Regions from separate parts of the Homo sapiens genome. Here regions 2 and 3 are each linked to region 1. The links are chromatin loops, found by intact Hi-C in ENCODE. Cell type or tissue: heart left ventricle. All regions are shown on one strand.

Region 1 (8,000 bases):
TTTCTATTGCATTGTCAGGCTGCAAATTTTCTGAACTTTTATGCTCTGTTTGCCTTTTTAAATGGAATGCTTTTAACAGCACCCATGTCAGCTTTTGAATGCTTTGCTGCTTAGAAATTTCTTACATCAGATACCCTAAATAATCTCCCTCAAGTTCAAAGTTCCACAAATCTCTAGGGCAGGGGTAAAATGCCACCAGTCTCTTTGCTAAAACATAACAAGAGTTGCCGTTGCTCCAGTTCCCAACAAGTTCCTCATCTCCATCTGCTCCATCTGAGACCAACTCAGCCTGGACCTTATTGTTCATATCACTATCAGCATTTTTGTCAAAGCCATTTAACAAGCCTCTAGGAGGTTCCAAAGTTTCCCACATTCTCCTGTCTTCTTCTGAGCCCTCCAAACTGTTCCAACTCTTCCTGTTACCCAGTTCCAAAGTCACTCCCATATTTTCAGGTATCTTTTCAGCAACACCCCGCTGTACTGGTATCAATTTACTGTATTAGTTCGTTTTCATGCTGCTGATAAAGGCATACCCAAAACTGGGAACGAAAAGAGGTTTAATTGGACTTAGAGTTCTGCATGGCTGGGGAGGCCTCAGAAGCATGGTGGGAGGTGAAAGGCACTTCTTACATGGTGGTAGCAAGAGAAAAATGAGGAAGAAGCAAAAGCAGAAACCGCTGATAAGCCCGTCAGATATTGTGAGACTTATTTGCTATCATGAGAATAGCACGGGGAAGACCAGCCTCTATAATTCAATTACCTCCCCTGGGTCCCTCCCACAACAGGTGGGAATTCTGGGAGATACAATTCAAGTTGAGATTTGGGTGAAGACACAGCCAAACCATATCATCCTGGTATGATGTTATCTGTCATAGTTTTGATTATTGTGTTAAAATGTTGTATGCCACAGAAATAACCACATTTCCTTGTCAATTGCATCATTATTGTAGTGAACTCTCTTCGGATCTTTAACCATGACCATCTTAAGTCTTAAAATTAAGTTTCATCAACTATAATGCTAATGTGTTTAGTCTTTAAGGAGAGTCATAGAAAGGACTCTGACAAGTACTGGTTTCTAACTTTAATACTGCACCATTGAATTGGGTAAGAATTTTCAGAACTCTAATAAAGAAAATAATTGATTCATAAAACTGCTGACACAACATTGGTGATGGGCACATGTAATCCCAGCTACTCGGGAGGCTGAGGGAGGAGAATTGCTTGAACCTGGGAGGCAGAAGTTGCAGCGAGCGGAGGTCGCACCACTGTACTCCAGCCTGAGCAACATAGCGAGACTCCGTCTCAAAAAAACCAACCAACCAACAAACAAAAAAACCTGAAAAACCAAACCAAACCAAACCAAACCAAAACAAAACAAAACCTGCTAACACAACATCAGGCAGAAGAAGGATTAATTTCATGGGACTGAACAAACTGATGAAGAAGAATTATGGTTTTTCATGGTCTTTGCATTTGAAACATTGCTGATTCTTTGATGTTTTGTTTTTCAGATTTAAGGGAGCCTTTTTCTTCTCTCTTAAGCTAGCTATACATAGCAATTTGGTAAAGTTTACCTTTGTGAACAAAGTTGAAACATTCATTTTATCCCTACTGATCCCTTCAGAATTCAGAAACTATGAAAGAGCATTCTTATTTTCATGGCAATATAGTTATTCGCATAAGTTCAATAAGAATTGGTTTTTGTTATTACAGGACACAATTGGAAGCATTGGTTATATTACCAAGGCTTTGACTGGAATGTCATGCTTGAGAATGTAAATATACTCACATGGTCCAGACAGTTTTAAAGAACGAAGATTGACTTTTCAACACCAATAAAGCACCTTGTAGCAAACTGGCTTGGTACCTGTCTTGAAGGGTTCCCTGGTCTTATTAAAAGAAGACCTGGGAGCCTTAAAAATATTTTGAGAATCTTGAGAAGAGAGCAATTCACCAAAATTTACACATGGCAGGCAAAGTTTGATGGTGGGTCCTTGGCTTGGCCTCTTAGCATGGAGAGGCTTTTGAAAGTCCCCTTTTAGATTCCTTACTTCAAAGTCCCAACAAAGAAGGCTTAAAAGAGCTCATATGGTCAATCATTATTCTTGCTGCGCCTAGATAAATAATCAGGCCAAGTTTACTGGAGACTGGACATATTTTGCAACCAAATTGGTCTTATTGTGATCATCTTTGGTAGAAATGAGACCAGCTGTAGAGAGAAAAATTATATTTCACCAGAAAAATAGAGTGTAGCCTTGTGGATATCATATTCTAGCCTCACTCATTATCCTCAAGATTCTTTCATCTATAAACTCCTCTGTTCCTGAAGGCTACAAGCTATAGTTAAACAACTTGATCTAAATTCTAGAGGACAGCTCTCATGCCTATTGATGCATGCATGGACCATTCAGGGAATACACTGAAATGTCCAATGACATAATCAGAGACATTTAAATGACAAACCAGGAAAATACATTCTGAGTTTAAATCTAGAAATCTTCTCTACTGACTGCTCTCTGGACCCAGAGACTAAGTTGATAGCTTGTTCTACCCATTAACCTTTGTTTTTATTTTGTTCATTTTAGTTGATCTGGTTAATGGGGGCATTGGCTAAGGAGCATACTCCAGTGTCTTGGTATTATCCTCTTATAGTCCTCATTGCAATCTCCCTGGTCCTGGTGCATTGTATTCTTTCAAGGGTATTAAATGTATATCTGTAGCCATTAAAGGTATGAGAGAAGGTCTCACTGTGGTTAGGGTGACAAAAATGGGTGAACAACAAAAGGAATATTTCTTCCAGGAGCCTGATGTTGTGACTCAGGAGTTTTGTGCTGAGAAGAAGAAAAACCAGCCATGATCATGACAGGGAGTGGTGTTTATGGCCATGTTGTGGTCAATCTATCATAACAAGAGGCTGATAGGTGAGGAATTGCTAAAATATTTTTTTAAATTGGGAGGTCATGTATAATAATTAAAAAATATATATATAAATTGGGAGGTCATTAGGCTGGAATGGCTCCTGGGCTTTAAGTTCCCACTAAGCAAACCAAATCCCAGCATAAAACAGTGAAATGAAACTAGCGCCTTTATCAGTCAGAAACCACCAACAGAAGTTAGTTTGTGGTTGCTGACTGGTAAAGACTCTAGTCGATATTGAAATACGTTTTCTTTGCCTTCCTTCTGCATTTAGCCCATAAACTTGCTGTCCAAGCTGCTGCAGCAGTCTTCTGAACTGCTTCTGGTTCTGAGTGCTGCCCAACTCATGAGTTGTTCTTTGGACAAATAAACTCTGTTAAATTTATTTTGTCTAAAGTTTTTCTTTTAACAGCTCTAAGCCTTGTCCTCTTTTCCCATGACAACCCTTCACATGTTTGAATATAGCTCTTCAGTTTCTCCCTAGGCCTTCCATTCTTCTACTGCAAACATTGTCAGCAGCTTTGAATTTTCCTCATATGCCGTGATTTCTAAAACTTTCATCAGTTCCCTTTCCTTTTCTGCTGTGGCAGGCAGAATAGAATGGAGATCTGTAGACATGACCCCACCATGGCATATTCAGTAGAGCTCCCATCTTTCCTGCTCCCAACACTGCCTTTCTCTTTCAGCACTGCCTAAGACTGCTTTGTCATTTTTGGCAGCCACATTGGGTTACTAAAATGCCTGGGGCTTCCCACATGAACTGCTATTAAGCCAAGTTTCAACATCCTGTATTTGTATGGTTAACTTAAAAAAATATATATTTCCAGGACTTTAGTCTTAACTCATAATATAAGCCCGTTAAATTACTTTTGAATGACTTCTGCCATGTAACGCATTACCAAACCTTTCAAGCCTATATCTTCTAAAATTTGATAAGCATGTGTCAGAGTCTTCACATTGACAGAAATATTCCACAGACACAGATGAGCACTGAGAGCTGTAACTACCAAAAATCCTAGAAAAGAGGGATAACTTCCACATTAACTCTTAGTTAACTAGAAAATTGAATTAATCAGGCTGCCCAGTCCCCGATCCTTCTAATTAACTAAAGTTCACAGCATTATCATTATTAAAAGTGTGAAGAAGTCTTGTATGAATGTCCCCACTTTGGGCATACGTAATACATAGCAGGTGCTATTAGAGGTTCAAGCTTGCAGAGGAATCACAAACAGCCATCAGACGTAACTTTAGTTAAATAAGCTGAAGCTATTTTTCCTAAGTGTTTATTTCTAGTTGGTTCACAGGGTCCTCTCCATCCCTACTTACGGGAGGCCATTCACATCACTTTGATGGTTTGCATAACCTGGAGATTTCAGAGCTTGGATATTAAAACCTCTTTTTCTCCTTCAAGTCTTGGTTTTAGTCCTCAGAGCTCTCTGCAGGGGAATGAGGACCCCAGAGAAAGTCACATTGCTTACATTTTCCTGCTTCCCCCTCTGTCTCTCCATTTATTCCTTAGGGGAGAATATCGTATTGGGGGAGGAGCGCAGGAAAAGTCACCCAAAAGCCATGGGAAAGGTTGTGGAAATGGGGAGTGCTGGTCCCACCCCTTTCGTCCTGGTGATGGGGTGGGACGGCAGGCGCCAGCCTCCGTTTTTCTGCCCGTGGGTATGTGTGGTTGACCTCCTTAAATCAGAGCCAAGCGCGTGACCCAGAACTCTGCACAATCACCCACGCCCACGGCAAAGCAGATGAGGCTCTAGAGCTTGCAAGTCTTTATCTAGGGAACTGCGTCATCCTCCTCGGTCGGACACCAGGTGGCAGCAAAGCTCCAACTCATCAGTCACCCCACCCTCCGTCCAGGCCGTCTTCTGACGCAGAACTTAAAAAAGATACTGCAGATTTTCCTTCTAAGGAAGGAGCTACCCATACAAAACTAGCAGCTTTAGAGAGAGCCATAGCTAAAACTGAAACGTCGTCAGGATAAAAGCTGCCTTCTGAGTAGGACAGGCAAAACACCAAAAACAAAGTTCAAAACCAAATAATCATTTACGAAGCTTCTTGAGGAGGGTATAATGCAATTTTGGTCCTGGTGCAAAGAAATAAATTTGGTTCTGTAAGCAAAAAAATAAATTTTGGTATATAAATGTAGGGGATTCATTATTAACTGAATCTTATTCTTTAGTCGAAGAAGGTTTCCTGAAGAAGGAGGGGTGTCAGGCAATTTTTTAAATACCAGAAAGCTGAGCCTAAGATGCACTTATGAGGGTTAAGTGGTCCATTGAAATAAATATATTTGCTTACAGTATAAAGGATTTTATACTGCAGTTTTGGTAGAGTTGTCTGACCTGACACCTCGATATTAGAGGTGTATGAAAAGAGACAAAGCTTGTGGTTTTCTGAGGCCCCCCTGCTACCTGCTTGGCAGTGAAAATGTGAAGGTTTCATAATAAGTTGTTGGCTCTGGAGGAGATGGTTCTACATGTTTTACTGGTGTCCAAGGTCTACCGATGACTCTAGGGCCTGCAGTACTAATGAGCATCTCGTAGACAGTATATGGACCTCAGGCAGATGTTAAGATAGGGCCAGCCGAGGAGCTTTCTAATTGAGGAGGATTTACTCAGAAGGAAGAGTCCATCTGTGTTCTTTGAGCGTTTTGGAGAGTGGATGATCGAGCCCACTGTGTAACACAGCCCTGTTGTATTGCTGCCTCCTAGAGGAAGGACAAGGACAAGTGGGGGACAGAGGAGGCAGTGAAAACAGGAGTGGATCATTAGGGCCCAGAACACCTGAGTCCTGTCTCTCTAGGAAAAGCCAAGGTATCATGAGACCTCTGGTTGTTAGAATGTCGTAAGCCCACCCCACCATCCCTGCTCCCCACTCCCTCTCACATGCACTGCTGCTTCAAAAGGATTTTTTTTTGAGTGCTGCCAAAGTCCTTTAAGAAGCCAATCTATTTCATCTGAGACTGTTACGCTTGCAAAAGTGATCTTGCTGAAGATGAGCTTTTCAGCTTGCTTGTTAGCTACTTAGGTAGCTCTAGAGACCCCCAGGAGATGATACAAAAGGCCAAGGAGAGGAAGCCAGAATCAGAGCAAGCGTGAGAGCCCCCATGAGATACGTTGTCTTTTTCTGTCTGTCATCTAAGCAGCCCTGAATTCCAAGGGTAGTAGAGATTTGTAAGTATGTAGAGGATAAGAATCCTGATTTTGCCATCTGTGGGCTCTGAGTTGACATCCTCACGTTTCAGGGTCTTCATGTGACTCACAGTGAAACAGGGAACTTGGTCTATGTACTCAATGTCTTCTCATACCCCTCTTCTTCTCTTAGTAGCCTGGGTGATGGAATGAGACACATCTACTTGCTGTCCTGGGTCAATGGACTACTTACCCCTCATAAGTGCTTCTTAGGCTCAACTTTCTGGTATTTAAAAATTGCCTGACATCCCTCCTTCTTCAGGAAACCTTCTTTGACTAAAGAGTAAGATTCAGTTAATAATGAATCCCCTACATTTACGCACCAAAATTTATTTCTTTGCTTACAGTATAAATGATTTCCTGGTAAATCTGTGTGTTTATGCTAGGTTTGCTCATAGTTTGCATTTTCTCTATGCTTCCAAGTTTGCTGTGCTGTGTCCTAGATTTCTGTTTGCCAGAGGGCATGCAAATGAGGAGGTTGCCAGGATGAATGTTAAGTAAATCGATGTATAAAACATAATGTCCAAAAATATGGGCATGGTGCTTTATAGCTTACAGATATTTCACATATTTTACCGAATTTGACCTTTGCCCTATCACTGTTAGCCAAGATGATTATGCTCATGCTATAGATAGGAAACCGAGGCTGAGAAGTTAAGTAAGGGCACTGTCTTAGGGCAATCAGTTGGGAAGTGGCAGGAAGGTTTTTGTTACTGAAGTCCATGCTGTACTTGGGTATCTTAAACTGTTCCCAGTTTAACATAGTTAGGTGCTGGACACACATACCTGATGATAAGGGATGGAGTTGTTGTGACCTGAGTTAAGACAGATAAAAAACAAAATGAAAAGGTGCTGTATGTGGGTTAATTTGCCATAATGTTTTCCCTCTGTCTCACTGTCTCCTCTGTTTCCTGATTTCTTTTTTTAAGTGACAGAGTCTTGCCACCTTGCCCAGTCTGGAGTGAAGTGGCTATTCACAGGCATGATCACAGCACACTACAGCCTTAAAATCCTGGGCCCAAGGGACCCTCTTGCTTTAGCCTTCTGAGTAGCTGAGATTATAGGCTTGCACCTCTATGCCCAGCTTCTCTCTTGATTTTTAAAGGTAGTTTTATTCATTTTTTTCCCTGAGTATCAGTGTGGTTACTGTAGAAAAAGTAGAACTTTCTTTTTTTATTGAGACGGAGTCTAGCTCTGTCACCAGGCTGGAGTGCAATCTCGGCTCACTGCAACCTCCGCTTCCCGGGTTCAAGCGATTCTCCTGCCTCAGCCTCCTGAGTAGCTGGGATTACAGGCACACGCCACCATGCCCAGCTAATGTTTGTATTTTTAGTAGAGACAGGGTTTCACCATGTTGGCCAGGGTGGTCTCAATCTCCTGACATAGTGATCTGCCCACCTCAGCCTCCCAAAGTGCTGAGATTACAGGAGTGAGCCACTGCGCCAGGCCAGAATTTTCTTTATGAAAAGCCAGACAAATGCTCTCCAAATTCAAAGTAACCATGAAAGTGATGGTCAAAACTGGAAAAAAGAGAGAACTTGAGCCCAAATCAATGCTGTTTTTTTTTTTTTTTTTTTTTTTTTTATTCTTGAGGCTCTGAGCAGCTGGCCCCAAATAGCCAGATGCTGCTAAGGATCAAGGTCTTGCTTCCACTGCAGGTTTTTCTTGTTCTTGACTTTGTGGTAAAACAGAATGGGTGAGTGGAAAAGGCTCCATCATCTTGGGAGCTTGGCAGACCTAATTTGAAACATTGTCTCTGCATATCTGAGCTGAGATACTTGACAAAATTTTTAAAGCTTATTGAGCCTTAACTACCTCATGTGTAGGATGAGGCCCCATAATCCTTAGTTTGCAGTGCGGTTTTGAGATTAAGGCAGATAATACTTG
Region 2 (8,000 bases), 1.2 Mb after region 1:
GGGGGCTGATCAGCCAATTGTTAACAGCTGTGTCTTCATCAGTATCTTGGATTATTTCATAGCTACCTTTCTCAGAAGCCAAATGCCATCTCCCAACCAAAATCTTAGATGAGTTACTTTGTTTTAAGAGTAACAGATCACTAGGAGGGTCCTTCCAGGGCCTCATTCTGGAAGGAGAACCAGTGTCTTGGCTAGGAAGGTCCTCCCAGGGCCTCATTCCGGAAGGAGAACCAGTGTCTTGGCTTAGGTGTCTCCCAACTTTATGTGCTAGTAATTTCATCCAGGAGAACCTGTGCTTTGCTGCTTGATCTCTTTCTACCTTGGGTCCCTTATGCTTAGCATGTTCTTGACTTTTGAATTCTCCAGCACCAAGTGAAAGTAGACGTATCCCTGTGACATCTGGCTGTAGAGGATCCTCTATAGGGTCTTCAGAATATGGGCTGGAATGCTCTGCTGTGGAAGAATTGAGAACTGAGTTCTTGCCAATGAGGTGTCTCAGTGGGGAACCAGCTGTGGTGGCTTGTTGGTGAGAAGGGGCTTTCTGAGGTTCTGCAAGGTTATTGACAGTGAACTTACTAATATTACTTGGGGAAGAATAATTTGAACCAACAATTATATCTGTGTTTGAAGAAACGAATTCAGTGCCATTCTCCAGAGCTAGGGCAGTAAGATTGAACTCTTCTTCTTCCTGATTCAATGATGAGTTTCGGAATGACCTGATTCCTAATGCTGCAGCCAGTCTGTTCTGGTAATCATAGTCAGCATCACTCTCTTCATCTTCAGGTTCTAAACGATCATGCATTTTCCGTGTAGCCATGACTGTAGATTCTGGAGGTTCAAAAATCTCATATGAGTCTTCATCATCATCTGGGATACATTTAACATCCCTGAATTTCAGCCTCAGCTTTTTGCTTCTTGGACTAGAATTCATGGAAGTTAACATCCAAGTTCCTACAGAAGAGAGACAGACAGAAGAGAGATCTGGAAGTCTGGGAAAAGACATGAAAACACAATAATCCATTGTGGCAGGTAATTTCTAATAAACTTTCGTCAGGAATATTCAAGTATGGGCTGTGGACCACTGCTTGTCTGTGACCTATTGATTACTGGGTCAAAATAACACAAGGAGAGAAAAATGAGAATGAAATATTTAGTAAACTTTTGTTTTTCTAAAGCAATTTGACATTGCTGTGACTCTAAGCACATGACCAGTGCGTTCATCTCGCTTAACAGAATAAAAAACAAAAGTGTTGCTTAGTGGAGATTAGAGGGGAAAAAAGGTCTTTCAGCACAGATAGTTGCTCACTATTTTAAAATATATTAAGAAAGGGATGAATCAAGAATAAAATGGACTTTTAATATCATAAATATCCTAACAGCACATCTTGTCTTAGAATTAAAGGGATGGTGATGAGCTCTATCCCCACAAATAAGAGACATTTAGATGTTTCTAAGTAATAATTCACGAGGACAATTTTGAATCTCTGAAATGGCATGCATTGCTGGAACATCAAAGATTTCTTGGTGAGTCTCCAATAGTTACCATTGTTGGTGTCTACTGAGTGCTAGGCACTTGGCGCATATTACTATTTTAATGGTCAAAGTAACTCTGTGAGATGTGATTACACTGTTTTCCAGATAAATGACTTGTGGCTCAGTGTGGCCAAGTAACTTGTGTAAGGTTACACAGCAATCGATTGGCAGATCAGGACTTGCATTCCAGTCTGACAAACTCCAAAGCTGTTGCTGAAGCAGCCTTTAAGGCACTGTACCTGATGATTGAAGATGACTGTTGCAAAAAACCGAATAGGGCATTTTGATAAAAGAAATGCTCTTTTGTGGCCAAAATATTTATGCTTCTTCCTCAGAGTTATGCCTTATTTTTCTGCTGTTGTATATTTTTACTTCCTACTTTGCCCAGAGAAGGAAAAATATAACCCACACTAAAGAACTGGATCCATTTAAGTCATTAATTTCTCAAAGAGAAATCATGAGAAACATTGAAAGAAAAGCCTGCAGGGGGTCAGGGAGATACATAGAGGAGCACTGGTAGCCTGGAGAGTTGCAGCAGACCTTTATAGACCAGAAATTCAAAGCAAGCTTCCTCTGTGAGTGTCCAGACTCTTACTCACCAACATTATCCATTGTGACCGTCACAGATTCTCCACGCATGGGGAAGAGGGTCAAGGTGTCCTCATGCCTCTTTCCATAGATGAATGAGTGCCCAGTGAAGTGGATGGTCAAAATTTCATTCTGGGTCCCCACACTACAGAAGTGCCACTGGACAGTGTCATCAAAGCAGAATCCAAGAGTAGTTATGCTCTCAGGCACATAGCCATTGATAGCTGAAAGTGTAAAATCTGTTAAAATTCCAAGTCTATGCCAACAAAAGGGCATGTGTCTAATTATACCTAAGATAAATGTCTCCATGTTAATTTGGTTGTGTCAAAGCAGTGATTATCCAAGATAAGCTTTATCTAGTCTAACATGTGACTAGAAGATCAAACTCAGAATTTTCAAATGAGAGATTATTCTCCTAAATTAGCCAAAGGAGAAATCTCAGGAAAAAGATAAAGCCTTCCATTTACATTGATTTAGTCATTCATCAAATGTATAGTAAATATTTTGTGCTCCATTCTCTGCCTTTAAAGATATTCTAATAATTCCACTTGGAGGAAAAGCATAATATAAGAAATTCATCTTTTTGATATATTAGTCATTGGGTAAGAAGTAATGTCCCTAAAAATAAAGCCCATTTAGCATATTTTATAGTTTTTATTGCTGTCTTATAATCTACATAGTATTCACAGTTTCCATTTGAGTATCCAGTTCATACATTTCATTATTGTTAAAAGGGACACTGCTGTAGGCAATATTTTTATTTACTTATGTACTAAGCATAGTAAAAAACCAAAGGTATGATTTCTACAAGGGCAGGGCTCATGTCTACCTCGATTACCACTCTTAGCCTTAGTACCAGTATAATGACTGGCATTAACAAATATTTAAATACCTACTTAAATCACTTAAGTGACTTTAATAATTTACATGATGTATTATTAGTTTATACCTCATTCTAGATGTTTTTCTAAATGGTCTATAACTGCATTGTTCAATATGGTAGCCACTGGCTACAAGTGGTTATCGAGCACTTGAAATATGGGTAGACTGGACTGAGATATGCTGTGAGTATAAAATATACATTGAATTTCAAAGACTTAGTAATAAAGTAAGTCTCATTAATTTTTATATTGGTTACATGTTGAAATGATAATATTCAGGATATACTGAGTTAAGTAAAACATATTACTAAAATTAATGTCACCTATTTCTCTTTACTTTTTAATGTTGCTATCAGAAAATTTTAAATTACGCATGTAGCTCATACGTAGTTTCTATTGGACAGCACTGGTCTAGAACTATGATAGATTCACTGCCAAAAGGAAGTTATGCAAAGAAAGCTGAGAGTAATTTTCTGTTTGAATTATTTGACCTGGCACCTGTCAGCTCTGATAATCCCTAGCTGTCAGTCATCTGAAGCTATATGAACAGAACATGCAGAAATCATCCTCACATGTGTGATTACCTACTAGAGAAGGTGATTACCATGACTCTAGACTCTGAGGATCAGTAGGGGGACCCTGGCTGTTGTGGAGAAGTTTGCTTCCAGCTGGCTCAGTGACATTTCTCTCAGACTGCCATGGCAGTGCTTTTGGCCACTGAACTTTAGAACTGCAGCAAATGCCGGAACCCTCATTCAGGGAATTCCTTTTGTTCTGAAAATCTTACTGATCACTTGAAATGTCTTCATGCATGCCTTTCCAAGACTCTTGGGTCCCTATACTCATTTTGCTCTACTTTGATGTGTCAATCCATCTTTGGATTACTTGCCTTCTTTCTGTCCTAGCCATATATTCACCCTGAACTCAGTCTAGGATACTATTGACATGGACTATAACACCTTCCATTAGTCCTACTCTCTCACCCTTTTCCTCACCACGCAGAGTATGTCTGTGTACACACACACACACACACACACACACACGCTTGGAATAGAAGATCAAACGCATTTCTAAGGATGTGAGCCTTTGACCTCTTGCTTAAAAATGTTGCTATGATGTCACCCACGGATTTCATCACCAAGTCTTTGGACTGGAAGTGAGGATTGGAGGTGCCCCTTAGCGAGTAGATTTTAATCCATGTCTCTGACTCTAGGCACAGTCATATTTCAACCACAGGAATGAAAAACTGATGAACAAAAATAGTACTCTGACTTACTGCTCATGATGTTTGATTCATAAAACTTGGGGTCATCACGTTTCACCTCATCAGGATTTTCACAAAACTTGTTGATGTTGTCCTCAAGGTACCAGCTTTTGTTCTCATCAAACACAGCAAACACAGCCTGCTGTTCGATGTCTGCTGCCCTCTGGAGGACAAAACAGTATAGTACTGGTACAAGAACAGACGCATAGACCAATGGAACAGAATAGAGAACTCAGAAATAAGGCTGCGCACCTACAACTATCTGATCTGTGACAAAAGCAAGCAATAGGGAAAGGATTCTCTATTCCATAAATGGTTCTGGGAAAACTGGCTAGCCGTAGGCAGAAAATTGAAACTGGACCCCTTTCTTACATCATATACAAAAATTAACTCAAGATGGATTAAAGACTTAAATGTAGGCCTGGCGCGGTGGCTCACGCCTGTAATACCAGCACTTTGGGAGGCCAAGGCGGGTGGATCACCTGAGGTCAGGAGTTGAAGACCAGTCTGGTCAACATGGCAAAACCCGTCTCTACTAAAAAAAAAAAAAAAAAGAAAAGAAAAGAAAAGAAAAGAAAATTAGCCAGGCATCGTGGCTTATGCCTGTAATCCCAGCTACTCGGGAGGCCGAGGGGCCGAGGCAGGAGAATCACCTGAACATGGGAGGCAGAGGTTGCAGTGAGCTGAGATCGTACCACTGCACTCCAGCCTGGGCAACAGAACGAGACTCCATCTCAAAAATAACAGAAACAAACAAACAAAAAACAACAACAACACACTTAAACGTAAAACCCCAAACTACAAAAACCCTGGAAGACAACCTAGGCAATATTATTTGGGACATAGGGATGGGCAAAGCTTTCATGACGAACATGCCAAAAGCAATAGCAACAAAAGCAAAAATTGTCAAATGGGATTTAATTGAAATAAAGAGCTCCTGCACAGCAAAAGAAACTATCAAGAGAGTAAACAGACAACATTCAGAATGGGAGAAAATTTTTGCAAACTATGCATCTGGCAAAGGTCTAATATGGAGCATTTATAAGGAACTTAAATTTACAAGAAAAAAACAAACAGCCCCATTAAAAAGTAGGCCAAGGACAGGAACAGACACTTTTCAAAAGAAGACACACATGTGGCCAAAGAGCATATGAAAAAAACGCTCAACATCACTGATCATTAGAGAAATGCAAATCAAAACCACAATGAGATACCATCTCGCACCAATAAGAATGGCTATTATTAAAAAGTCAAAAACTAACAGATGTTGGCAAGGTTGTGGAGAAAAAGGAACACTTATACACTCTTGGTGGGAGTGTAAATTAGTTCAACCATTGTGGAAGATACCATGGTGAGTCCTCAAAGACCTAAAGTCAGAAATACCTTTGAACCCAGCAATTCCATTACTTGGTATGTACCCAAAGGAATATAAATCATTCTGTTATAAAGACACATGCATGCGTATGTTCATTTTCGCACTCTTCACAATAGCAAAGACATGAAATCAACCCAAATGCCCATCAATGACAGACTGGATGAAGAAAATATGGTACATATACACCATAGAATACTATGTGACCATCAAAAAGAACAAGATTATGTCCTTTGCAGGGACATGGATGGAGCTGGAGGCCATTATTCTAAGCAAGTTAACGCAAGAACAGAAAACCACATACTGCATGTTTTCACTTACAAGTGAAAGCTAAATTATGAGAACACATGGACACATAGAAGGGAACAATACATACTGGGGCCTATCAGAGGATGGAGGGTGGAAAGAGGGAGAGGATCAGAAAAAATAACTAATGGATACTAGGCTTAATACCTGGGTGATGAAGTAGTAAGTACAACAGACCTCCATGACACATGTTTACCTATGTAACAAACCTGCACATCCTGCACATAAGTACCCCTGAACTTAAGAGTAAAAAAAAAAGAAAAAAAAGTGCTGTATTCAGTCATTAACATTGCAGCAAATTATCTACACCACTGAGTTCTCAGAAACCAAAGTGACATAGTTCTTGGAACTACTGAAGCCATATAATTCAGGCATTTATGAGAGTCCATTGTGTACACAGCACTTGTTAGAGCTAAAGGTAATATGCAAAAGCAAACAGAACAGATAAGAAAATTCAGAGATTAAAATATCCCAAAAGAGCCGGGCACAGTGGCTCACACCTGTAATACCAGCACTTTGGGAGGCTGAGGCAGGTGGAACACCTTAGGTCAGGAGTTCGAGACCAGCCTAGCCAACATGGTGAAACCCTGTCTCTACTAAAAAATACAAAAATTACATGGGGGTGGTGGCGGGCGCCTGTAATCCCAGCTACTCAAGAGACTGAGGCAGGAGAATCACTTGAACCCAGGAGGCAGAGGTTGCAGTGATCTAAAATGGTGCCACTGCTCTCCAGCCTGGGTGACAGAGTGAGACTCTGTCTCAAAAGAAAAAAAAAAAAAAAACAAATCCCAAAAGAAAAATCTCATTTCGCTATGGCAGCTGAAAGTCTGTCTATCTCTGTAATTGCACACCTTTCAACATGAATGATTGACTGAATATGCTCTGAATAAGTGCAAAGGATGAAAGAGAAGGTTGCAATAGAAAAGCCTTATGCTTCTACTACCTGTTTCCTTTCCTAGCTCAATAAATCAGGATCTTCCATATGTCCAGAAATTCATTTCTGCTTTTTCTAGGCATATGTTTATTTTGTATGCCTTGAGATAAGACCTCTTTGGTTACAGTTTAGCATAATTGGGAATTTTAGTTTAATAATATGAGACTACAATTCTTCAATGAAGACAAACTCAGAAATTCAGTATCTTTGTTCACATTCTTCTGTATACTTTAGTCTCAACAGAGATGGGCCATAATCTGGGTCCAATTTCACTAGGAACTATGTCTCTAAATTTGGTTGCTTTCAGAGAATCTCTCCTCTGTCTCCCTATTGCAGGTCTCTAAAAATAGCAAAGACTGGTAAAGAGCTTTATACTTTTACCAGATGGTATCTCACTGAACCCCCAAACAGACCTGTAACATTTTTAGGAGGGTTATTACCCATTTGATAAAAGGAAGAAATTAGGAAAGGCTAATCAACTTGCTCAACACATCCAATACCAACAGACCTGGAATTTGAAACTAAGACAAAATATGTTATCACACTCTAGACTTGCCTTCGGCAGTGATGGTACTGATAAAAATAGACAAGACAAAAAAAAAAAAAGAATAAATGTTATCACACTGGTGCTAAAAAGGACTACTTGACAATTACTGTTCTCTTGAAGGAAATGCCCCATTATTTAGCCAGGAGACCTAACATGTTCTAGCCAGAAGAAATTCTCAGAATTTCTGAAAGGTTACTTCAAGGACAAAATACCTGTATTCCTCGCCTGTCCAGGGATCTGCTCTTACAGATTAGAAGTAGTCCTATTAGCCCAGAGGCGATGTCTCTCATGATGTCCACGTCACTGTAGTATGGTCTTGTTAAGCACTGGGCATCATTTTCTGTGGGTTCATCAAACTCTAAGATGTTCCACTTATAAGTATAGGTTTCCCCTGGTTGAACTGCTCTGATCATGGTGTTGTTCCTGCCTGAAAGAAAATATATTCAAAATTGTTTTCATTTGCAAAGTTATTTCATGATAATAAATAAATAAATAAGCTTTCGCTGGAACCAATTAATATTGCAAAAGGAATTCTTTTATTTTTATTTTTTTTAAATTATACTTTAAGTTCTAGG
Region 3 (8,000 bases), 1.0 Mb after region 1:
TGGCCCACATTGAATTGATTACTGTAGCTTTGTAGTAAGTTTTGAAACCAGAAAGTATAAGTCTTCCAGTTTTGTTGTTCTTGTTTAAAACACCTTGGCTAATCTGGGCCCTTCACATTTCCATATCAAATTTAGGATCAGCTCGTCAATTTCTGCAAAAATGCCCACTGGGATTTTGATAGGAATTGCACTAAATCTATCTACTAATTTAGAGAGAATCACCACCTTAACCACATTAAGTCTTCTAATCCATGAAGTTTGAATGTTTCCATTTATTTAGGTCTTTAATTTTACTCAGCAATGTTTTGTAGTTTTCAGTGTACAATTCTTTCAGTTATTCCTGAGTATTCTTTTGGTGTCATTGTAAGTGGAGTTAATTTCTTAATCTCTTTTTCAGAGTGTTCATTATAGTATATGGAAATATAATTAATTTTTGTGAAATCAATTGGTCTTGTATTCTGCAACTTTGATGAACACATTAGTTGTAGTAACTTTTTTGTGGAATCCTTAGGATTTTCTATATACAGGGTCACATCCTCTGTGAATAAAGGCAGTTTTATCCTCTCCGGTCTAGATGTCTTTCATTTATTTCTTGCCTGACTGTACCAGCTAGAACTTCCATTCCAGTGTTGTATAAAATTGTGAGAGCACACATCCTAGCCTTGTTCCCAATCTCAGGAAGAAAGCATTCACACTTGCCATTTAAATATGTTGCTAGCTGCAGCTTTTTCATGAATCCCCTTAGTTCAAAGTTCACTTCTACTTCTAATTTGTTGAGAATTTTTATTATGAATGGTATTTGATTTTGTAAAGTGTTTTTCTGTGTCTAACGATAATTATGTGTGTTTTATCCTTTATTTCACTATTTTTTGTGTTATATTCATTGATTTTTGATGTTAAATCTTTTTGGCATAAATCCCACTGGATCATGGTATATAATCCATTCTATGTATTGCTAATATTGCTGATATTTTACTGAAGATTTTTTCACCTCTATTCATGATGTTGGTCTGCAGTTTTCTTTTCTTGCAATGTCTTCATCTGGCTTGGTATAGGACAATACTGGCTTCGCTGAGTGAGTTGTACTTCCTCCTCTGTTTTCCAGAAAAGTTTGTGAAAGATTGCTATTATTTATTATTTAAATGTTGAATAGAATTCATGAGAGTAGTCATCTGGGTATGAGCTTTGTAGAATGATTTTTAGTTACTAATTCAATTGCTTTATTTAGTATAACTCTATTCAGATTCTCTATTTCTTCTTGAGTTTTAGTAGTTATGTCTTTCAATGATTTTGCCCATTTCCTCTAAGTTGTCTAATTTAATGGGATAAAGTTGTTCATAGTATTCCCTTATAATCCTTTTAATTTCTGCAGGGATAGGAGCGATGTCTCCTCTTTCATTCCTGATTTTGATAATTTGTATCTTCAGTCTTTTTTCTTGGTCAGTCTAACCAAAGTTTTGCCTATGTTAATTGTTTCCAATAACTAATTTTTAGTTTCATTGATTTTCTCCATTTTCTATTTTACTGTTTTCTACTCCAATACTTATCTCCTTTCTTTTCTATTTCCTTTAGGTTTAATTTGTTCTTATTTTTCTTTTTCTGTTCTCTTTTTATTTTCTAGTAGAGATGGGGGGGTCTCACTATGTTGTCTAGGCTAGTTTCAAACTCCTGGCCTCAAGTGATTCTCTAACTTTGCCTCCCTAAGTGCTGGGATTACATGAGTGAACCATCACACTCTGCCTTTTTTTGTTTTTTGTTTTAAGGTAGAACCTTAAGTTGCTGATTTGAAACCTCTCTTCTATTCCAGTACAGGCATTTCTCCTTGGTTTCTTGATGTTAGAGTGTCAGCATACTCTACAACTTGGTCTTTGGACCCTTAATCTTTAGCTACACTCACTCTGTTATCATCTTATCTAGTCTCATGGCTTTAAATATAATCTACATATTGACAGTGCTCAGGCCAGACCACTCCCTCTAAATTTTAGTTGCATATATCTATCCAACTGCCTTTTATCTTAGATGTTAGACAGCTCTAGTTTAACAAGCCCCAAGTTGAAATCCTGCTCCCAGCCCCCTAACACAAATTGGCTTCTTCACCAGTCTTCCGCATCTTAGTTAACAGCAACGCTATCCTTACCATTGCTCAGGACAAAATCCTAGGGTCATCTTTTAACTCTATCCTTGACTCATTTTCTCTCAGACCATAGATCTAATTCATCAGGAAATCCTATTAGATCTACCTGCAAAACATATACACATTCTAGCCACTTTACTACCTCCACTGCAAACCCCCTACTCCAAGCCACCATACTCCCTCACCTAGATTATAGCCTCATAACTAACCTCTCTACTTCCATCTTTGCCCCCTACAGCTTCTCTCAAAAAAATACAGCCAGAGAGGATTCTGTAAAAATATAAATTGTATCACCTCATTCCTCTGCTTAAAATTTGCCAACTCAGCCTATGAGAATAATGTCAACCCACTTTCAATAGCCCACAAAGCCCTCCAAGATCTGGCCTCCAGTGATCCGTCTGACTTCATCTCCCACAACTGTCACTCTTGCTTACTTTGCCTTAGCCACACTGTTTCTTGAACATACGGCATGCTCCCACCTAAAAAAGTCTGTCCGCTGACTGTCTTATTTCCTGGAATACTTTTTCCCCAATATTTACATGGCTTATCTTTTCTCACCCTCAAGACTTTGCTCAGGTATCATCATCTTCTCCACAAGACTAACTCTGGCCACTTCCCTTTAAATTACATTCAACACCACTATCAGTACCCCCAACATTCATTACCCTGCTCATTTTTTTCCCGTAGCACTTATTTACCTTCAAATATAATGTATACTATACTTCATATGTTTATTGCTTATTGCATATCTGCCCCAAAAGAATGCAAGCCCTTTTAGGGCAGAGACTTTTGTCTGTTTTATTTATGGATGCATCCCAAGGGACTAGGTATATGCATTGCATATATCAGATATCTATTAAGTATTTGTTGAATGAATAAATTTAGAAAGCAGAACTCTGCTAGCTATCATCAATTGAAATATTAGTTATGCCTTAAAAGTTGAATTTATTCATGCCTTCATTCATTCAACAAATACTGAATGGCTTCTCTTTGCCAGGCACTGCAACAGACACTGGGGATATTCAAGACAGAAGACAGACAAGGCCCTGTTGACATGGAGCTTACTTACTAATTTTCTGTCTCTCCTTATAGAATGTAAAAATAAAAAATATATATAATTCTTGTAATAATATGTGTTATAGCCAGACATCATAGCTCGTGCCTGTAATTGCAGCTACTCAGGAGGCTGAGGCACGAAGATCACTTGAGCCCAGGAGTTGGAGTTATGACCATACCCCTGCGCTCCAGCCTGACCGACACAGTGAGACGCCATCTCTAAAAATGTAAGTAAATAAATAAATTGTGTTACAAAAACAATAGGATAAATAGGTAAACATGCCAATTATTGGGGTAGTGAGCTAGGGAGTACCCCTTCAACTAGAATAACAACTACACTTGATCTGAGATGTCAAAACGGGATGAGGAAAAGCCAGTCATGCAGAAACCTGGGGTAAAAATACATTCCAGGTAGACAAAAAGTATAAAGCTTTGGGAGGAAGATGGACGTTGGCAAGTTTAACAAACAAAGCCAGTATGATTTGAAGGTAGAGTATGAGGAGAAGATACAGTGGGATGGCATCCTGTGGCATCTGTCCATTGTAGAGGCCCTAAACCCACCCTGACATTTGTAGTAAATTAGATGCATCCTGGAATGGTACTTTTATATCACCTTCTCTCTCCTGTGCTCCCTCCTCTCGTATTCTTTTTTCTTTCAAGAATAAGAGCCAATGGCATAGACGAGCAGTATCATTGCTAAGAAATCTGAAAAGACTATTCTTTAGTCCATCTAGTACTCCTGTGCAAACAGAAAAAGTTGTGCCTTCCTGAGAACACTTTACTGCCACGTGTTAGAAAAATACGTAATAAATAAGAATATCAGCAACTCACTCATAATTGTGCAATGTCCTATATGTAGTATGTAGCAGCCCTGGTTGCAGAGATAGAGAAAAGTAGCTCTATGCAAAATATGCAAACCAAAATGGTTCCATTTTTTCCTGTATGTCATATACCAAATGCTGCAGATGCTAAATATACATATAGATTTACATGCATTGCAAATTACTACTATTCTGCATTAGCTACAGTTGGCTACTGATTCTGATAGCATTTTCATCATGAGAAAAAGAATGAGTCTTTTTGAATATTAGTCAATGGAGAAAATACTGTGTTTACAATAAAGTGATACAGACTTAAGTGGCTGTAACCACTAATGTACCTTTATAAAAGTGGTAAAAGTCTTAAATACATCCACAAGTGTTAGAAGTAGTGATCATCAGACAGTCTATCTGAAGAAGATATTAAGACAGTGTTTTCTTTGGAATGCATTTGCCTATATTACCTCATGTAATTCAAACATTATTTTTATTTTGTAGTTTCCTGATTAAGTTTTTAAAAATAAGTCAAAGGATATTTTGGTAAAGTAACAGATTCCAAAAAAAAGCAAAAAAAAAAAAAAACCCACATTTTCAAGCTTAATCCCAAAGATGACCATTTGTTTCATCATTTAGGCTAAAGTTTTCTAATTTAGGAAAGAAAAACGTGTGTCTTTGACTTTATGAGAAATAATCTGTGATACTGTGTACATCTGTGATTTCTAGATGAATAGCATTCGAATGCCACTTCAATATGATTAAAATTAATAAGCAACTAATAAAATCCATAAAGGATAGCTTTTCCTGAAAGTGTCCAATGATGGAAGAGTGCCACCTAGTGTTCAATGTGGATTTAACATATCCTGCCCAAAAAGCCATTTCACAAAGCCATTTCACAAAGCCATTTCACAAATACCCTCAATTTTAGCCCTGTAGTTATTCATTAAACCATAGTAATTTTGCAGAGCCCTAGTCAAGTATCAAAATATGAATTATGAATTCCTGAAAAAAATGTATATCACCTATATCCACTAGAAACTGAGTTTTTGAAAAGGAAGTTAAATTTCTATAGCTACATAAAAGCAAAAGAAAGAGTTAACTCAAAAAAAAAAAAAATTTTAAACATCGTGACCCTAAGTAGTAGGCTAGAAAGAACATGAGGTTCTAGGCTAAATAGGTTCAAATTTGGGCCCTACCGCTTTCTAGCGTATAATCTTGGGTATTTTAAAAAACTGAGGTTTCCTTATGTGAAAAGAATATACAGTAGGCATTCAATAAGTGATAGATATTAACTATTAAGAAAAAGAGATTTCCCATTCTTTTTTAAAGAATAAGTTAATAAGTTTCTTTTTTTAAAGAAAAGTGAGAGCAAGTTTATTAAGAAAGTAAAGGAATAAAAGAATGCCTACTCCATAGGAAGAGCAGCCTCCTTTTGTTTTTAATATATCCCCTCCAGTCATCGGGACTTTAGGAAACATTTTAATGAAAGGATAGCTTGTGCCAGGTCAACAATTTCATTTCTCTCTAATTCCTTGCATAAAAGAGGACCCAATCTGGGGTGGGGGGGTTATCCTTTGCCCAGTCAGCCCCAAATAAGTTTAAAGTTTTTAAATTTATTGATGAAATTATCAAACAGCCACTCTTATGGAATATGCGTGACATTCAGTGAATTCTCTTCCATTGCTTTCTAACATCTAATAAATTCCTTTCGCTTGCTTTCTAACATCTAACAAATTACATAACAGTATCTTAAACAATTAAAAACAATAATTTAAAAAATGCTATTAAATCATTTCAAGAATATCTTTCTCATGACATTTTTAAAAAAGGTTTAATCCACAATGTATGTCTATTTAGTGTGTGTGTGTTGTGTGTGTAACAGAACCTCTTTTTTTAAAACCCTGGATTCATTTTATCAAGCTCCTTACAAATTTTCCAAAATTAAGTCCCTTTTTAGCCTAATCCTTTCTTTAAGGCTATAGATTTCTCATTTGTATTAGTAAGAATGTAACTGTATAAAAGGAACAGTATCTCAAAAGCTCAGTGTATTAATTAGAATAGTTTTCTAAGCAAGCTATTACTGAGGGACTACAAGAGTGAGTAAGAAATAAGCCCTACCTCCATGGTGTCTCATGCCTGTAATCCCAGCACTTTGGGAGGCCGAGGCAGATGGATTGCCTGAGGACAGGAGTTCGAGACCAGCCTGGCCAACATAGTGACACCCTGCCTCTACTAAAACTACAAAAACATAGCGGAGTGTGGTGGTGGGTGCCTGTAATCCCAGCTACTCAGGAGGCTGAGGCAGGAGAATCACTTGAACCTGGAAGGTGGAGGTTGCAGTGACCCAAGATCGTGCCAAGAAAGAAAGAAAGAAGAAAGAAAGGAAGGAAAGGAAGGAAAGGAAGGAAAGAAAGGAAAGAAAGGGAGAAAAGAAAGAAAGAAAGAAAGAAAGAAGGAAGGAAGGAAGGAAGGAAGGAAGGAAGGAAGGAAGGAAAGAGCCCTGCTCTCAAGGAGCTCACTCTCCTTAGTACATTACTGAGTCCCAACTCAGAGAGCCAGACAGCAGGATAGAGAGGTATTAATAAATTCCCAATGCATGTCTTTGAAAGTAGATGGATCCATTCTCCACCAGCACTGCCTTCCCAGAAGACTACAGCCTGTGCAAAACGCAGAGGGGATCTTGAAGAAAGCAGGAGTGATGGGGCAGAGATGCCTCTACTTCTGCTTGGCCCTGGATGTTTCTCTCTTTTGTCTCCTAGATTTTGGATGTCTGTCCCTCTCCCTCTTTATTGGTCCTGGATTTCTTTCTCTCCCTCTCTCTAGCTTCACGTTGTATATCTTTCTTTCCTAGAGAAATAGAAGGATATTCAAGAAAAGAGGGAAAAAAAGAAAAATAAGGCAAACATAAAAGAGATTAAAAATAGAGAAGTGATGTGAGCACTTACTGATATGGTATTAACTAAATAAACTTTGTAATTTCTTTCCTTCGTTTGGAAATTAGAATTACTTCAATGTGGAATAGTCATATACACATACAGACATGCACATCACATGTAAATGGGATCATCACACTGAGGTAGAAGACATGTGGGCCTTTCAGTATGTCCCAACTAGTTTCTTTAGCTATAAAATTTGGGAATAAGACTAGATCAATAGTTCAAAAACATTTTCCTGTTTCCTTTTTTCTTTCTTTTTTTTCTTTTTTCTTTTTCCCCTATTTCTTAACCTATAGTAAGAACCACAGTTTCCATTGGGACCAATACACACCCACACCCACATCCACCCACAACCACACACACACATGCCCTACAACTGGAATAAAATTCTCAAAAACAATTCTTATTCTCAATATGTGAAATGTACTGATATTTTTATACCTTTTTTTAAAAGCTGTCTATTACTTACAATTTAGCGCCTACAATCCAGTGATACATCATAACCTCAATTTCATAATCACTGATGTTAACCAAAATCAAAGGTCTCTTTCAGATCTAAGACTTTATGACTTGAATGACCAGTGGGTCAATGAAGAAATTAAAAAGAAAATTGCAAATTTTCTTGATACAAACGATAAAGGAAACACAATATACTATTAGTTATGGAATGCTACTAGCTAGGGAATTCAGTGAAAGCAGTATTAAGAGGGAAATTTATAGCTCTAAGTGCCTACATTAAAAAAAAAGAGAGAAAAACTTCAAATAAATAGCCTAATGATGAACCTTAGAAAATTACAAAACCTGGAGCAAACTGAAACCAAAATTAGAGGAAAAGAAATAATAAGATCATGGCAGAAATAAATGAATTTGAAATGAAAAAAAAATACAAAAGATCAATGAAACAAAAAGTTGGTTCCTTGAAAAGATAAACACAATTGATAATCCTTTAGTCAGAGTAAGAAAAATAGACAGAAGGCCCAAACAAATAAAATCAGAGATGAAAAAGGAAACATTACAAATGATACTGCAGAAATTCAAAAGATCATTGATGGCTACTAT

The links. Hi-C counts contacts between places; a loop is a spot of excess contacts. Peaks named below come from ENCODE experiments on the same cell type or tissue, not always from the same donor. Only the 100,000 strongest peaks of a DNase experiment are listed, where the experiment ranks them.
Region 2: it touches region 1 in a loop (4-fold over the local background); 19 of 110 quality-filtered maps call a loop at or near these places.
Region 3: a loop joins it to region 1, with 17 times the contacts of the local background. A loop is called at or near these places in 60 of 110 quality-filtered maps.

What each region holds. Positions count from the first base shown.
Region 1 is chr1:168,338,146-168,346,145 of GRCh38, forward strand. No RefSeq gene overlaps it. Among named protein-coding and RNA genes, the nearest start is that of MIR557, 33 kb to the right of the region's middle. In heart left ventricle, CTCF peaks have their summits at 4,729 (motif pointing right), 4,930 and 5,614 (motif pointing left); a DNase peak (open chromatin) is centred at 4,726; H3K4me3 peaks cover 589 bases; H3K27ac peaks cover 289 bases.
Region 2 is chr1:169,542,164-169,550,163 of GRCh38, forward strand. F5 (coagulation factor V) reads right to left here. Exons shown (of 25, transcript NM_000130.5): 10 at 7,638-7,852; 11 at 4,279-4,429; 12 at 2,133-2,345; 13 at 1-951. Among named protein-coding and RNA genes, the nearest start is that of F5, 40 kb to the right of the region's middle. In heart left ventricle, a CTCF peak has its summit at 4,432 (motif pointing left); no DNase peak of the experiment used is centred here.
Region 3 is chr1:169,343,790-169,351,789 of GRCh38, forward strand. The region is part of intron 1 of NME7 (NME/NM23 family member 7); the gene reads right to left. Among named protein-coding and RNA genes, the nearest start is that of NME7, 20 kb to the right of the region's middle. In heart left ventricle, a CTCF peak has its summit at 4,841 (motif pointing left); no DNase peak of the experiment used is centred here.